Regions from separate parts of the Mus musculus genome. Here region 2 is linked to region 1. The links are chromatin loops, found by intact Hi-C in ENCODE. Cell type or tissue: heart. All regions are shown on one strand.

Region 1 (8,000 bases):
GGTGGGAGGGGATCATGGGAGAGGGACCCAGGCTTAGGGACCTGGCAGAGGAGTGGAGGTCCCACTTTCCTGGAGGACGAGGTTTAAAAGCTTGCCAAAGAGGAACAGGTTGAGTCTACAAAGGCCTCCTGTGGGTCAGGCTGAGCTCGGGCTTTAGGCTCTGTCTGTCTGGCTCCCAAGAGAACGAACTGATATATTGCTTTAAGAGTGGGTGGAGCTGGTGCGTGGTGGCTGTGATATGTGAGTGTTCTGGAATGCCCAAGCTAGATTGGGGCTTGTAAACCAAGTCCAGAGGCCAGATACTGGATTGGGGAGTCTCAAACTAGAGTACACCGGATTCAAAACCTGCCTCTGCTAAAACCTTATTGTGTGGCTTCAAGCAAGTCACCTCACATCTCTGGGCCTTAGTTTCCGTATCTGCAGCGTAGCCCATGGAATTGAAAGCCAAACGAGAGTGCTAGAAGCATCATCAACTAAGGGATAATTTTAATTATTTGATGTGGGGAAACTGAGGCCCGGAGGGAGCAAAGACTCGGCCCGATGTCACACCGGATGTCAGTGATGGTGCCGTAGCTGGAGCCCAGGACTCCTGCTTCTAGTTCACAGTATCTTTCCCCAGGGCAGGTGAATGAGAGGTGAGATGGGGTGAGTTCGGTCTGTCTTGCTGTTTGGACTGAGGGCAAGATACTAGGTAAGGAGTAGAGCTGAAGAAAGAGGAAGACCCCGGCACGTACCAAGGCTGAGATTAAAAAAAATACAAACCCAGTGATTCCCCCTCCCCCCCGCCCCGTCCTGCCCCAACCCTGAAGTCCTGCTAGAGCTAGGGTCAGGTCCAAGTTCAAGTCTTGAGAGTCCGCATTTTCTCCAGGGGCTGCAGATCCAGGAGGCTGCACAAGCTGCAGTTAGCCTAAGCGCCACCAGGGGCGCGCCTGCCTATCGTGATCCGCGCCTCCGGACAGCACTGCTTCAGGCTCCAGTGGTCCAGGGAAAACTGTACGCGGGTGGGACAGAAGCTATCCGGACCTGCAGGAAACAAGAGCAGGTTAGAAGTGCATTTGCAGGCCTGCGAGTAGGCAGACAAGGAGACCCGGATTCCCACGCCTTTTCCGTGCCCCCCTTTTCCCACCAACACTAATGACTGTCCCTCCAGTAACACCCCGCCCCCACCAGGGACCCACGTGTACAGAGGCTGCAGCTGTAAATGCGACGTCTTCTGCGGCGCCTGGTATCCATAGGAGTCAAAGCCACCGATGAAGTCAACTGAGGAAGAGAAGGGGTGAGTCCTGAAGGCTGGGTTTTGAAGGTGAAGAACACCCACTCCTGGGAAGGGGTGGGTGGGGCCAGAACAGCCACGCCCAGGACGTGGACCTGGGGATCGGGCTGTGCGTAGGAGTGGGAGAGGGGAGGGTCAAGTGTTGCGCCCCCCCACCCCCGCCCCCGGAGATTAAGAAAGGCTTGAAGGAAAAACCTCAGGCTCTGAACCCTTCTATGCAGTTAGGTCCAGTATGGGCAAAAGTGGTTCTGGGGTCTTGGACTGAGTATTTAGACATTTGGGTCTTAACCCAGAGTGGTTACGCAGACCCCATCCATCCCTGGTGTCTCTTCTTTCCTCCCAAGCTGACCCTGGGCAACCAGGAGGGGAGGAGGCCCTGTCCACGGTGCTGAAAAGACCCCCGGGGGTGGTGGTGGTGGTGGTGGGGAGACACACTTACAGCTGTCCTCCTCTTCCAGGAATACTTTGCTCACATAACAGGCAAACACGAAGCCGAACAGCTAAGAGAGCGGATAACAATCAGAGAGAGAGAAGTTGTCCCTGTCCCCTCTACCCACCCAACTCAATGCCTGTCCAAAGCAAACATTTAAGTTAAATGCTGCATGAAAAAGCTGTGAGTAGCCGGGCAGTGATGACGCACGCTTTTAATCCCAGCACTTGGGAGACAGAGGCAGACGGATTTCTGAGTTTGAGGCCAGCCTGGTCTACAGAGTGAGTTCCAGGACAGCCAGGGCAACACAGAGAAACCCTGTCTCGGAAAAACAAAAACAAAAACAAACAAACAACAACAACAACAACAAAAAAAAAAAAGAAAAGAAAAAGGAAAAGGCTGTGACTGACAAGCAGTTCACTCCTTTGTGCCCCAGTCTTCCCGGTTAGGCCTGGGTCATATCACTGGACTGTTAGGTGAAAGGATTCTATGACCCTGCCTGTGTAAGGTCCCTAAGACAAGGCTGGCCCTCCTATTAATGGTCCCAAGCAGCCCAGGCTGCCCTTGATTATTGGCTGTGGACTCGATCTGAAACCCCTTCTATTCTACTTTTTGCTTTTTTTGGAGACAAGTTTTCTCTTTGTAGCCCTGGCTGTCCTGGAACTTGTTCTGTAGATCAGGCTGGCCTGGACCTCAGAGAGCTGCTTATCTCTGTCTCCTGAGTGCTGGGATAAATGTCATGTGCCACCAATGCCCGGATGAAGCTCCTTTCTTGTTCTCAAAGCTCTGTAAGGTTGGCACTGCCCTTTCTATGCAAATAGCAAGGGAGCTTAGAAAGAGCAAATGACTTATCCAAGGTCCCCGGGGGTGTATTAGATTAGATTTCTAAGCCCAGCAGGACTTGGCCTGACGGCTCATCCCATTCATGAAACTTGCCTATGCCCTTCTTGGGGGATGGGAGATGGGTGGAAGGAGGAGGAAGGTGTCACAGGACACAGGAACAAATGGAGCTGGAATACACAGGATTCTTTTGCTTTTTCTTTCTTGGGCAGGGTAGGGTATGGAGCTCACTATGTAATCTAGGCTGATCTCAGACTTGTAATCCTGATCCTCCTGCCTCTGCCTCTTGCCTGATGGAATTGCGAGTCTATGCCACCATATCTGGCCTGTCATCTCTTAAATGGGGATAAAGAATGGATGGACTAGAGTCTGTACTTCTGGGAATATGGGGATGGGTGATGAACAGGACTCACAGCTAGGAAGATCTGCAGGGCACTACTGAGGGCTTCAATGTAAGGATAATCAAGCAGGCAGCCAGTGACCGAGATGACGTGGTGGTCCTCCAGGGCCAGGCGAGAGTTCAGAACAGGAGTCACCAGGCAGCCTGGACCATTCTCCATCCACCAGGAGCGATGCAGGGATGTGTTGAAGGTCATGATGAAGTCCCGGTCCTGGGGGGCAGAGGGGCCTGAGATACTCAGCGGTGGGGAGGGGTAGGAGGGTTCTCCCCAGGTGCCCCCTACCATGTGGATTCTCACAGCCTGCTCTTCTTTCTCTAGCTTGATTTGTGAGGGAAATGCCTGCACCTGCAAGTCCAAACCTGGCCAGCAGGTGGCAGCAGATGATCACATTGACTTCACACTGGTATCACTTGAGATGGCTATCCAGTTGAGCCTAAGTTGGAGCCTCTGAATTTCAGACTTAGAAGAACATTAACAGAGAGACAGGGTCTAACTCCCCTGGCATCTTTGAAATCTGCAATACAAGTTACCGTACAACCCAGTGGATTCCCATTGCTCTGTATGTGACTCTGGACCAATTTCTCCTCTCCTTGATCCATACTCTCCCATTTGTCAGATGGAGAAGGGGCTGGGCTAGGTCAGCTGTTTAGAGGGTGTGCATCTATGTACCCACCAATTCCTTCACTCCTTCAGTCAGACTGAGACCACCACACTAACCAGGCAGCAAACACACAGGCCTGTGATCGAGCTTCATGTATGTAACCACATGGGGTTGCCTATGGTCCATCCGCCACCCCCACCCCCGCCAGGGCTTTTGTGTGTAGCCCTGTTATACTGGAACTTGCTCTGTAAAGCAGGCTGGCTTCAAACTTAGAGATCTGCCTGCCCCTGACTCCCAAATGCTGGGATTAAAGCTTCTACTGTGTGTGTCCATCCCTGTGTGTGTGTGTGTGTGTGTGTCCACATTGGGTGGCTTCTTCAATTGCCCTTTCACCTTTTTTCTTTTAAATTTAATTATTGTTGTTGGTGGTGATATGTGTGCCTGTGTGTGCACATGTGTCACAGAACACGTCCAGATGTCTAAAAACAACTTTTGGGAGTTGGCTCTCTTTTCTCCTTCCACCACTGGAATTGAGCTTGCGTCATTTGCGTCATCAGGCTTACAAAGCAAACACTGAGTTTTCTCTCTGGCCTACCTTTTTTTTTTTTTTTTTTAAAGATTTATTGATTTGTTTTATGTATATGAGTACATTGTAACTGTCTTCAGACACATCAGAAGAGGGCATCAGATCCCATTACAGATGGTTGTGAGCCACCATGTGGTTGCTGGGAATTTAATTCAGGACCTCTGGAAGAACAGTCAGTGCTCTTAACCGCTGAGCCATCTCCCTAGACCCCCCTGCCTTATTTTTTGAGACAGGGTCTCTCACAGATCCTAGAGTTCACAAGGTTGGTTAGACTGGCTGCCTTGAAAAACCTTAGGAAATCTCTTTCTCTGCCCTTCCCCATCACCTCCCACTGTTGGGGTTACAGATACATGCCACTGGAAGGCGTTATGTGGGTGCCGGGGATCTGAACTTAGGCCTTCATGCTTGCACATCACGCACTCTAGCCAACTGAACCATTTCTCCAAGCTGGTTTGAAGGAAGCTGGGGATGTCTGTCTTGGGTTCCCTCCCCAGGACCACGTGTGGCATACGACTGTAATCCCAGCATTTGGGAAAGTCAGGAGTTCAAAGTCATCCTTAGCTACAGAGTGTTAGGGGCCTGCCTGGGCTACAAGAGATTCTGTCTTTAAGCCGGGCTTGGTGGCGCATGCTTTTAATCCCAGCACTCGGGAGGCAGAGGCAGGTGGATTTCTGAGTTCGAGGCCAGCCTGGTCTACAGAGTGAGTTCCAGGACAGCCAGGGCTACACAGAGAAACCCTGTCTCGAAAAACAGAAAAAAAAAAAAAAAAGAGATTCTGTCTTTAAAATAGATAGATAGATTGATTAATTAATTAATTAAAAAATGGGTGGGACTGGAAGGATGGCTCAGTGGTTAAGACCACTGGCTGCTCTTCCAGAGGGTCAGGGTTCTATTCTCAGCACTCACATGGCAGCTCACAACTGTCTGTAACTCCAGTTCCTTGGGTTCAGTCGCCCTCTTCTGGTCTCTGCCAGCACTGCACACACATGATGAAGGGATGTGCATGCAGAAGATGTGCATGCAGACCATGCACTCTGTGGTAATTTGAATGAGGAGTCCCTGTCATCCCACAGCCCCATAGGCTCATGTGTTTGAATATTTGGTCCCCAGTTGGTGGGACTGTTTGGGGAGGATGAGAAGGCATGGTCTTGCCCAGTGGTGGCTCACACCTTTAATCCCAGAACTCGAGTGGCAGAAACAGGTGGATCTCTGAGTTATAGGCATACCCGGTCTACAGAGCAAGCTTCAGGATAGCCAGAGCTACACAGAGAAACTCTGTCTCAAAACAAACAAACAAACAAACAAACAAAAAAGGGGATGTGATTTTACTGGAGGAGATGTGTCATGGGAGGTAGGCTTTGGCGTCCTAAAAGCCCAGTGATCTCTCTCTTTGCCTTGGGGTTGTGGCTTAAGATGTGAGCTCTCTGCTGCCAACCCCTTGCTCCGCCATCATGGACTCTAACTAATCCACTGACACCCAAATTAAGACTCTTTTATAAACTGCCTTGGTCATAGTATTTTATCACAGCAATAAAAAAGTAACTACAGCACACGCGCACACGTAAAATAAATAATAAACACATCTAAAGAAAGAACAAATTGAAGCTTAGAGAGAACAGACCATTTGCCCAGTGTCAAACTGCTGGGCAGTGTTACAGCAGAGATTTAAATGGAGCAGGGTCAAGCCATGAAGCCAAAGTTTTTATTCCTGGATTTGTCCTCCTTTATACCTAAAAATAGAAGTTGCACATCTCTGGGCTTGCTGCTCTTCCAGGCACACACCCCTGCTTTCTTTAGTTTCTTCTCCACATGACACGGTTTGTTCAATTTTCCCTGAACAAACGCTACCCTATTCTCTTTCCTTTCTGAAAAATATCGATCCGCCCTGGACCCGCCGCGCCTCTGTGTCTAAGCAATAAAATGTGCGTGTGTGACATTTTCACCTTCCTCTGAGCATATCATCATGTGCCAACACAGACCTTCAGTTTTCACTGCGCCTGTGGTCAATAGAGCCCTCGGCTCATCTTCACGGCAGGTGCCCTTTAGCCTCATCCGGGCCATTCTTGTTTTTAAGAAGCACAGAAGAAGCCAGAAACAAAAATGGGGGTCAAGCGGGCTGCACAGATTATTGGAGTGTGCAGAGGGAGAAAGGGGGTGTGGAAGAGATTATGTCCCAGCCCCCAGTAAGGACGGCAAAGGTCAAGGTGTGCTCTGCACACCACCAGGCCTGAGGCTTACCTGGGATAGCTGTCCAACTTCCAGGTAGAAGCAGATGATGAAGGCGTTCCAGCCAACCCAGAGTACAAGCCAGGCTGCATACTGCAGAAAGTAGAGGTGAGTAAGGGGGGGGGCAGTGAGTACAGGGAGGGTTATGTAGTCAATGGAGACAGACTTCAAGGGAAACTGGGGGTTACAAGTCCACACCCATCCTTCATAGTCCTGCATAGCAGACCGGTGTATCTTTTCCCCTTCACTAAGACACAGGGGCTGTCTGAGCTTCTCTGCATCACACAGCTAGGAGGCAGGGCTGGCCCTTAGCCCAGGGCCTTAGAGAGGGAGGAAGCTCCTCTAGATATATTGCAATTACTTTGAGGAGTCTGTTAAAAATACAAATCAGGCCGGGCGTGATGGCGCACGCCTTTAATCCCAGTACTCCGGAGGCAGAGGCAGGCAGATCTCTGAGTTCGAGGCCAGCCTGGTCTACAAAGTGAGTTCCAGGACAGCCAGGGCTACACAAAGAAACCCTGTCTCGAAAAACCAAAAAAAAAAAAAAAAAAAAATACAAATCAGGGCTGGACAGTGGTGGGTGCGGCACGCCTTTGATATCAGCACTGGAGGCAGAGGCAGGCAGATCTCTGAATTCAGGCCAGCCTGGTCTACAGAGCAAATTGCTGGACAGCCAGAGAAACCCTGTCTTGACCACGCTCCCCCCTCAAATTTACAAACTGGGGTTGGAGAGATGGCTCAGCAATAAAACTTTCTCAGCATCAACACAAATCCAGGGCTCAAACCCACCTGTAACTTCAGGACCAGGGGATCCAGTGCCCTATTCTGGCCTCCTCAGGTAACCACACTCAAGTGTACCCCTCCATAATTAAACATAAATAACTAAAGTCTTAAACATGCAAATTGCAGGGCTCAGAGGGTGAGGGCACCTGCCAACAGAACCGGCAAGGCGGAGCTGGGCCTTTAGGAGATGACCGGGAATGAGCGGGAATGGGTCATCTGTAGCTTGGCCCTGCATGTCCATGCTACTGCAGTCACCAAGTATGGATGCAGGCGAATCTACTGAAAAGCCTTTTCCCTAGATATGGCCCCCTGAAGAGGCACCAGGGACCAGCAGGGAGCAGCAGCAGCAGGCCGAGGATGTCGGAGACTAGGTGTCCAGAAGACTATGAGCAGTGGAGGGGAAGCCACGCTACCAGTACCTTCAGACTATGTTGTCTTTTTTTTCTTTTTTAAATATAGGGAGGGTATTTCACTGTGTAGCCCAGGCTATCCTTGAACTCATGATGATACCGTCTCTGTCTCCCAGCTTCTAAGATTACAGATATGTATCACCACGCCTGGCAGACCATATCCTCAGTGAACATCAGGCAGTAGGGACAGAACCCAAGACTCCCTGATGCTTCCTTGCCTCCCTGGGGAACATAGGTGTATGGTCCCTTTTTTGTCCCCATAGCAGGATGGTGACAGTGTAGGAGCCCTCACTCCAGGTCTGCCTCTACCTGCCTTTTTTTGCTATATGTCCTTAGGAAGACTTAACCACGCTGAGTCTGGATTCCTCACTGTAAAGGGGAGGCGGTGGGGCTGTTGTCACAGATGTAGATCTGTGCCCTTAGGCCCTGACCACCCTGGGCAGCTGACAT
Region 2 (8,000 bases), 190 kb before region 1:
AGAAGCCAAAAGTCAACCTGATTCATTCCTCTGGAACCTCTACGTTGTTCTTTGAGACCTGGAGCCCCATTCAGCCAAGGACCGGCAAGTCCCTGGAGTCCCCTATCTGCACGTCCTGAGCACTGGGATCACAAGAGTACATCACCACACCTAGCTTTCCACTCAGGTGCTAGTGTAAGCGAACTCAGTCAGGCCTTCGTGCTTGCATGGCAAGCATATACCAGCTGAGCTATGTTCCCAAGCCCCTTGAATACCTGACCACTGATCTGTGACACCTCAGAGCCCAATCTGTAAACACCAGAGCAAAGACTAACCTCCAAATGACTAAGTACTAAGCTAAGAACACGGGTGTGTGTGTGTGGGGGGGGGGTGTACAAGAAGTAAAAAGGGCAGACGTAACGGCTGAAGAGGTACAGGAAATGGTCTTCATCCATTCCTATCTTGGAGGGGCCAGTGAAATGGCTCAGTGGGTGAAGGTGCCTGCTGTCAAGCCTAACATCGTGAGTTCAATTCCCAGAATTCACATGGTGCAGGGAGAGAGGAGACTGCAGCAAGCTGTCCTCTGATCTCCACACACACTGTGGCCTGCATGAGTGGACAGGCAGACAGTAGACATACACACACTCTCCTGCCTCAGCCTCCTGGATGCTAAAGTAACAGAAGTATGACACCACATTCAGCTCTGGCTCCGTCTTACAGCTACAGAACCTAACACGTGGAAGCACTCAACAGTTTTCAGATTCCTACTAGTGTCCCTGGCTTTCTGCCTGCCATTCCCTCGTAGCCCACGGAAGGCATGCACCCCCATGCCCGAGCTGCCCATCTACTCTAGGAGAAATGGCTGCAAGTTGTGTGTCTTTTTCCTTCCGGCCTAAGATGAAGTACACGTGACAAGTGCTCTCTGAAGCTAAGCTAAAGAGTAAATCTCCATCTCTGGCTCTTTTCTATCTAAGCCTCAGGAGGAGAGTCCCATGAACACACACTCCCCCACTACACTTCTGCACTTCATGTTCTTTCTCCCAGGCCCGCAGGACAGACAACCAGAAGATTCAAACTCAAGACAGATGACTGGGACAAGATTTAAAAATAAGGACGTCAGCCATCACGAACGTTTACACACCGTTATGAACTCCAATGAAAGCCCAGCATTTTATAAGCCTTTCAACCACGCGAAGGGGCAGGACACTTTACCTCTCGGCCAATCAGCTTCACCCACACTTTGTCTCCAACATCTACTATCTCAGAAGGCTTATCCACTCGACAGGACGACATGTGAGTTCGATGGACCAGACCTGAGGTGAGAAAGAAAAACACACATTTGTACTCCAAATGCACAGGTAGGAAAGGCAGGCTATAACAGGGAATTTTTAAACTTCTAATGAACATTTTATATAGATTAAAACTACAAACTAAAACAATTTAAGATCAGCCTTTAACCCAGTCAACCAACCAACCCTGCTTAAATTTTACTTTACTTTATGTGCATGGGTGTTTTGCCTGCGTAGATGTCTGTACATCATGTGTGGCTACCACCCAAAGAGGCCAGAAGAGACCTTCTGGGACCGGAGTTACAGACAGCTGTGAGCTGTCACAGGGTGCTGGGAATCCAATCTTGGTCCTCTGAAAGCATAGCGAGTGTTCTGAACCACTGAGCTGTCTCTCCAGTGCCAGTCAACGTTGGTTCAATAACTGCTCAGATAGAGAAGAGCTCAGCAGTGGAACTGCTTTGTATGACCAGGCTGGGGATTCCATTCCTAGCACCAAGAGATAGGAGGAAAACTAAAAATATGTAACACAATGACAGCAACCACATGAAGACTGAGCTGAGTTCTGTTTTCTATGGTACCAGGGATTGAAACGGAGCCCCCTATATGCTAGGTGTCCATCCTGCGACTGAGTTTACACCTCCAGTTCCTCAAAAGATTTCTAACTATGTGTATAGTGTCTATATGCCAGGAGTGTCTGTGTGTGTGTGTCTTTATGTGCAGGTGCCTGCAGAGGCCAGGGGAGACATCAGAGCCCCAGGAGCTGGAGTTACAGGCCGTGGTGAGCAGCCAACATGGGTGCTGGGAACCAAACTCTGGTCCCCTGCAAGAGCACCAATTGCGCTTAACTGCTGAGCCGTCTTCCCAGCCCCACTCCCACAGTGTAGATAGAAATACAAGTTGGTAAATCCTTTCAAAGCAAGGGCTTCCTTCTGTAGTGCTGATCCTTTATTCTTCAGACCTGACACACGCCAGTCACATGCTTCCACCCCTGACCAAGGCCTTCAGACCTTTGCTAGAAAAATCTCTGGAATTGTTCCCAAAGAAAAAACATCAATAGAGGCAAAGCACCCAGGAGCAAAAACACTGTAGGTATTACTATCTATGAATGTTAAAAATGAAGAACTGTAGCCTCTTGCTGCTGCTAGTGATGCTGGTGGTGACGGTGGCAGCAGCCCACGCCTTTTATCCCAGAACCTAGGAGGCAGAGGAAAGGGGATTCTCTGAGTTCCAGGAGAGCCAGGACTACACAGAGAAGCCCTGTCTGGAAAACAAAATCAAAAACAAAATTAAGAATTGGGGTTGGAGAAATGGCTCAGCAGTTAAGAGCACTTATTTCCGGGACTGGAGAGATGGTTCAGTGGTTGAGAGCACTGGCTGCCCTTCCAGACCCCGGTTCAATTGCCAGCACCCACATGGCAGCTCACAATTGTCTCTAGCTTCAGTTCCAAGGGATCCAACATCCTCATACAGACATATACGCAAAACACATTCTGTGCATTCATGCAATGCACAGAAAATATAATTTAAAAAAAAAAAAAAAGAGCACTTGCTCTTGCAAAGGCAGGTTTGAGTCCCAGCACCACATGACGGCTCACAACCATCTCTAACTCCAGTCCCTAGGGGAGCCATGCTTTCTTCTGACTTCTGAAGGCACCAGATATGCACATGTTCCCCATATATGCAGGCAAAATACTCATTTGCATAAAATAATACAGTAAGTAAATTTAAGAAAGAATTGTATACAGCGGCTCATACTTGTTAGTCCAGTACTCAAAAAACTAAGACAGGAGGATCACACCTGTGAGACCACCCTGGTCTCCATAGTGAATTCAAGGCAGTCTGGGTTACAGACTGAACCCAGTTTCAAAACAAAAAGAACAGCAGAATTCCAAATCCACTTTAATAACTAATAATTGGAGAACATCTTGACAAACGATGGTAAATCAGTCAAATGGAAAAGGAAGCAACCATTTAAATTAGTTACAGAAAATAATTACAGTTGATGTTAAGTGAAAAAAATAGAAAAAGTACTTTTTTAAAAAAAGGTTCTCACTACATATGTAACCTTGGCTACAGATCTCAACTACAGGTCTGTGCCACATACCCTGGCATAGTACTATTTTCTTCTTCTTTTTTTTTTTTAAGATTTATTTCTTTATTATATGTAAGTACACTGTAGTTGTCTTCAGACACACCAGATGAGGGCGTCAGATCTCGTCACGGATGGTTGTGAGCCACCATGTGGTTGCTGGGATTTGAACTTGGGACCTTTGGAAGAGTAGTCAGTGCTCTTAACTGCTGAGCCATCTCACCAGCCCCATAGTACTATTTTCAACATTAAACTGGCAACAATGTTTAGAAAAACAATAACCAATATTGGTGAAAACAGAAAAATAAGAAACATTATTAAGTTAGAATTAACTTTTAGAAGTTACGTATCAATAACTATCAAAAATGAGAAGTCTGGGAAGGAAAGCAGCACAGGCATTTAACATGTATGTCTTCTGCAGCACCACAAAATAAATTTTAAATGTTAAATAGTTTTAACTTTGGCTGGGCATAGAGATACACAGCTCTTGGGAGGTGGGGGCAAGTGGATCTCTGTGGGTTCAAGGTCTACGTAGTGAGTTCCAGGTCAGCCTAGGTTACAGAGAGAGAGAGAGGTGTCTTAAAACACAAATCACACTGGGCAGTGGCACACTTAGGAGGCAGAGGCAGGCTGGTGAGATGGCTCAGTGGGTAAGAGCACCCGACTGCTCTTCCGAAGGTCAAGAGTTCAAATCCCAGCAACCACATGGTGGCTCACAACCATCCGTAACAAGATCTGATTCTCTCTTCTGGAGTGTCTGAGGACAGCTACAGTGTACTTACATATAATAAATAAATAAATAAATCTTAAAAAAAAAAAAAAAAAAACATGGCCAAAGGAGGCAGAGGCAGGCAGAGCTCTGAGTTCAAAGCCAGCCTGGTCTACAGATGGAGTTCCAGGACAGCCAGGGCTACAGAGTAAGACCCTGTCTCGAAAAACCAAAGCAACAACAACAACAAAACCCCCACAAAGCACAAAAACAACAATCTACATGCTCTTAACAACCAAGCCATCTCTCCGGCCCCTTAAATAATTTTAGAATGCCCCTTTCCTGCTGTTGAAGGTGAATTACTTTAGAGAACAACCTTCTTTCTATATTCCAAGGTAATTCCCTGCTGCGGGCCCAAGACAGTCTAGTCAACCAAGGAACTCCATCCTCCTGACCATAGCAATTGGCTGGTTGGGTAGAGATACAAACCACTAACTACAAAATGCTGTAAATATGCAGCCTGACCAGTAGGTGGCAGGAGTCTGCCAGGAAAAAGTAAACACAGATCAAGAGTCTGAGCTAAATCATCTGTAATCCAAGCAGGCGGGAGAGGTCAGAGCTCGAGGCTATGAATGGAGATCCCTTCTTTAAAGGCAAAACAAAACATAAATACCTGATACATCTGATACTAGCCGAGGAAGAAACTAGAAGTCCTTGGCTTGCAATATCAGCCAAAAACACGGGTCTGCCCCTTTGCACCAGTCCTGGCTGTCAGTCTCATTATAACTACACCTAGGAATCCTGCCCAAGAAAATAATCAGGCTGGATTGTGCTGTGCACCCAGCTGACCGTTAACCATGCAGACTCATCTACTTGCCTTAGTTGCTTGAGTAGCTGGGGCTACAGATGCAGGCTGCCATGCTGGCACAATGCATCATGACAGGAGAATCTAGAAGCAAACTAACACCCAACACAAGCACGGCAACTGCATTAATCCCAGGCTGGTGCCAGAAGAGCCAGCCAAACATGCCAGCGACTTATCTTATAGTGAAAATGTGTACAGTACTGTGAATATACAGCATTTCCCATGGCAAAATAAAGTACAATACAAAGTTACATAGTGTGACGACAAATGCTTAAAAGTGCATCTTTAAAATGTTAAGGAATTACTCGAAAAATGCTAACAACAGATATAGTATCTGTGCTGGCTAGTTTTCTGTCAACTTAACACCAGCTAGTCATTTGAGAAGAGGGAACCTTAACATGAAAATGTCCCCAACACACTGACATATGGATCCAGCCAGGTGGTCCTGGATGCTGTAAGAGAGAAGGCTGAGAGAGCCACAAGGAGCAAGCCAGCAAGCAGCACTCCTCCATGGCCTCTGCTTCAGTTCCTGCTACCAAGTTCCTGCCTTGAGTTCCCTCAGTGACAGAATGTGACCTGAGAGATGTAGGCTGAATAAACCCTTTCCTGGCAGGCACATGCACTTGAGAGAAAGAGGCACATGGATCTTAAGAGTCCCAGGCCAACCTAGACTACAGACTGAGTTTCAGAAAGCCAGGGCTACACAGAGAAACACTGTCTCTAAAAATAAACAAACAAACAAACTCGAACCCCCCTTTCCTCCCTAAGAGCTTTTGCTTTGTTGAAAGCAATATTACAGACACTCTTTCACTTATTTTCAGTAAGTTAAGAGACTTCTTAGTTTTGTTTTTGAGACAGGTTCTCACTATATGAGCCACGCTGGCCTCAAACTTGTGAGGCCTGACTCAGACTCTAAGTGCACTTGTGGACAAGCACTCCCTCATCTGGCTGCTGAAGAGTCTCCTCCTAACAAACTTGCTCACACACACACACACACACACACACACACACACACACACACACACGAGTATTTGTTGTACAGGCCTGAAATTCAGGTGTTTATCCCTTCTATTTGAGCTTCTATTAGAAGCTACCATTTTCTTTATCTGTGGCCAATGGGTCTCTTACATCTAAGACAGATGATTCTATGGATTGGCATTTCTTCTCCAAAATGCTTACTGCGTACATATGTCCATACAATGTAGATATAAGCTATGTTTTTAATTAGGTCACATATAATCTCCAAACTGGGTATAATCATGCATCCAGGGCTTTTGTATTTTTTGAGACTGGGTTTCTCTGTAGCCCTGGCTGTCCTGGAACTCACTCTGTAGACCAGGCTGGACTCAAACTCAGAAATCCGCCTGCCTCTGCCTCTCAAGTGCTGAGGTTAAAGGCGTGCGCTGAGCAGCTTGTCGGTCTACTCTAGCAGATTCTCCACACGCAGACACATAAACGTCTTACTTTCCTCTGAAGACTGAATCCTGAGGTGAGCACTGTTCCACCCAGCTTTACTCTCGGCTCCTGGGCCTGCATTCCTGACGTGAAGCCACAAATGCCCAAAGGGCATCAAATCCATCATCATGTTCAATAAACTCAACATGACACTTAAACAGAGTGAGTCCCAACTGAATGTCTGTCAGCACGAGGAGAAAAGAACACAGCCCTGACACTGAGAGAGAGAGAGAGAGAGAGAGAGAGAGAGAGAGAGAGCGCAAGCACACATAAGTGCTTATTACCACTGCCTAGAATGTCTCTCCACTGTTTTAGACTCAACGTTAATCTCTTTCACAGCTTCCACTGGTAAGAGAAAAAGAAGGTAAACTTGCCAATTCACAAGAGGCCAGGTACAGCCAGAGCTCGGCAGAAGGAACTCTGCCTGATCTCTGGGGTACTGCTCGAGTCTCCAGTGAATGGCGTGTGACAATTACACTTGCAGAGAAGTTAGTGTTTTCACGCCCTTTCTCCCTTGGGATTAGAAACGGTCAGACATTCACTAACACGATATTGCAGGCAAAAATGGATCAAGGATGGATGGAAGACAGTTCTATTGATCAAATAACCAGAGTCTAAGATATGCACATCATCCCATTCCACAAACGAAGAAACTGAAGACTCAAAACCAAGTGATTTTCCCAAGTCAAGAAACTGGTAAATGCCTGAGCTGGGACTTGAACTCATGTGTTTACGAAATAAGACTCACTGATGTCCAGTATCTCTCCGACACTGTACTAGGCCCAGAGCTATCTGAACAACTGAGGTGGATTCAGGGCAGTCTTCATTACCTTCCTCACACATGCTTTCATTTGCTCCTGTGTGTAATGGGAGAGGGCTCTACTGCGCCTATGACAGCCACAAGCAGCACTGCTATTTTACATTTCATGGGGAAAATAAAAATCAGCAGCTACAGTATTGGACTGCAGACGTGGTAAACTATAAAACATAAAGAAAGCTATGTTTGGCTGGGTAGAATGACACTTACCCATAATCTCACCACCTAGGAACCGGATGCAGAAGGATGATTGTGAATGCTAGTCCAGGATACAGTGTGAGATCTTGCCTTAAAAAAATTACAAATGGCAGCAAGCTGGCTCAGCAGCTAACTGACTGCAAGCTTGAGGACCTCAGATCAATCCCTGGAATGACACAAAGCTGAATGCAGAGGCTCACATCTGTAATTCCAGCACTCCGACGGGGGAGCTGCCCGGAAGTTTACAGGCTAACCAGCCTGAAGTATGCAACCAGGCAGCATCACTAATGTGGAAAAAGAACTGACTCCTGAAAACTGCCCTCTGACCTCCACACGTGCACCATGACACCCAAGAATGCCAACAACAATAATAAAACCTTAAAATACACATTTGTGTATGCGCGTGCGTATGTGCGTGCAGTCTCTGGCCGGGCAGTCACAGGAAGAATCCAGTCATGAGAGTAATGAGAGGACTGGAACACTTGGTCCCATCCATCCAGCTCCCACAGCCGGGAATGCAGGAGTGGGGAGCGAGCGGCCTTTAAGGACAGTCCCTGCACACATCATGGAGTATGCAGTGCTGGACAGAACAGATTCAG

What was found. A loop is a pair of places that touch in the nucleus more often than their neighbours do. Peaks named below come from ENCODE experiments on the same cell type or tissue, not always from the same donor. Only the 100,000 strongest peaks of a DNase experiment are listed, where the experiment ranks them.
Region 2: it touches region 1 in a loop (9-fold over the local background); 13 of 42 quality-filtered maps call a loop at or near these places.

The regions. Positions count from the first base shown.
Region 1 is chr4:130,530,892-130,538,891 of GRCm38, forward strand. Nkain1 (Na+/K+ transporting ATPase interacting 1) reads right to left here. Exons shown (of 7, transcript NM_025998.4): 3 at 6,370-6,450; 4 at 2,957-3,154; 5 at 1,713-1,773; 6 at 1,179-1,260; 7 at 1-1,023. The coding sequence ends at 1,014. Among named protein-coding and RNA genes, the nearest start is that of Nkain1, 39 kb to the right of the region's middle. In heart, CTCF peaks have their summits at 914 and 5,121 (motif pointing left); DNase peaks (open chromatin) are centred at 920 and 3,290; H3K4me3 peaks cover 322 bases.
Region 2 is chr4:130,337,293-130,345,292 of GRCm38, forward strand. Zcchc17 (zinc finger, CCHC domain containing 17) reads right to left here. Exons shown (of 8, transcript NM_153160.5): 4 at 1,192-1,292. Among named protein-coding and RNA genes, the nearest start is that of Zcchc17, 19 kb to the right of the region's middle. In heart, a CTCF peak has its summit at 4,593 (motif pointing right); no DNase peak of the experiment used is centred here.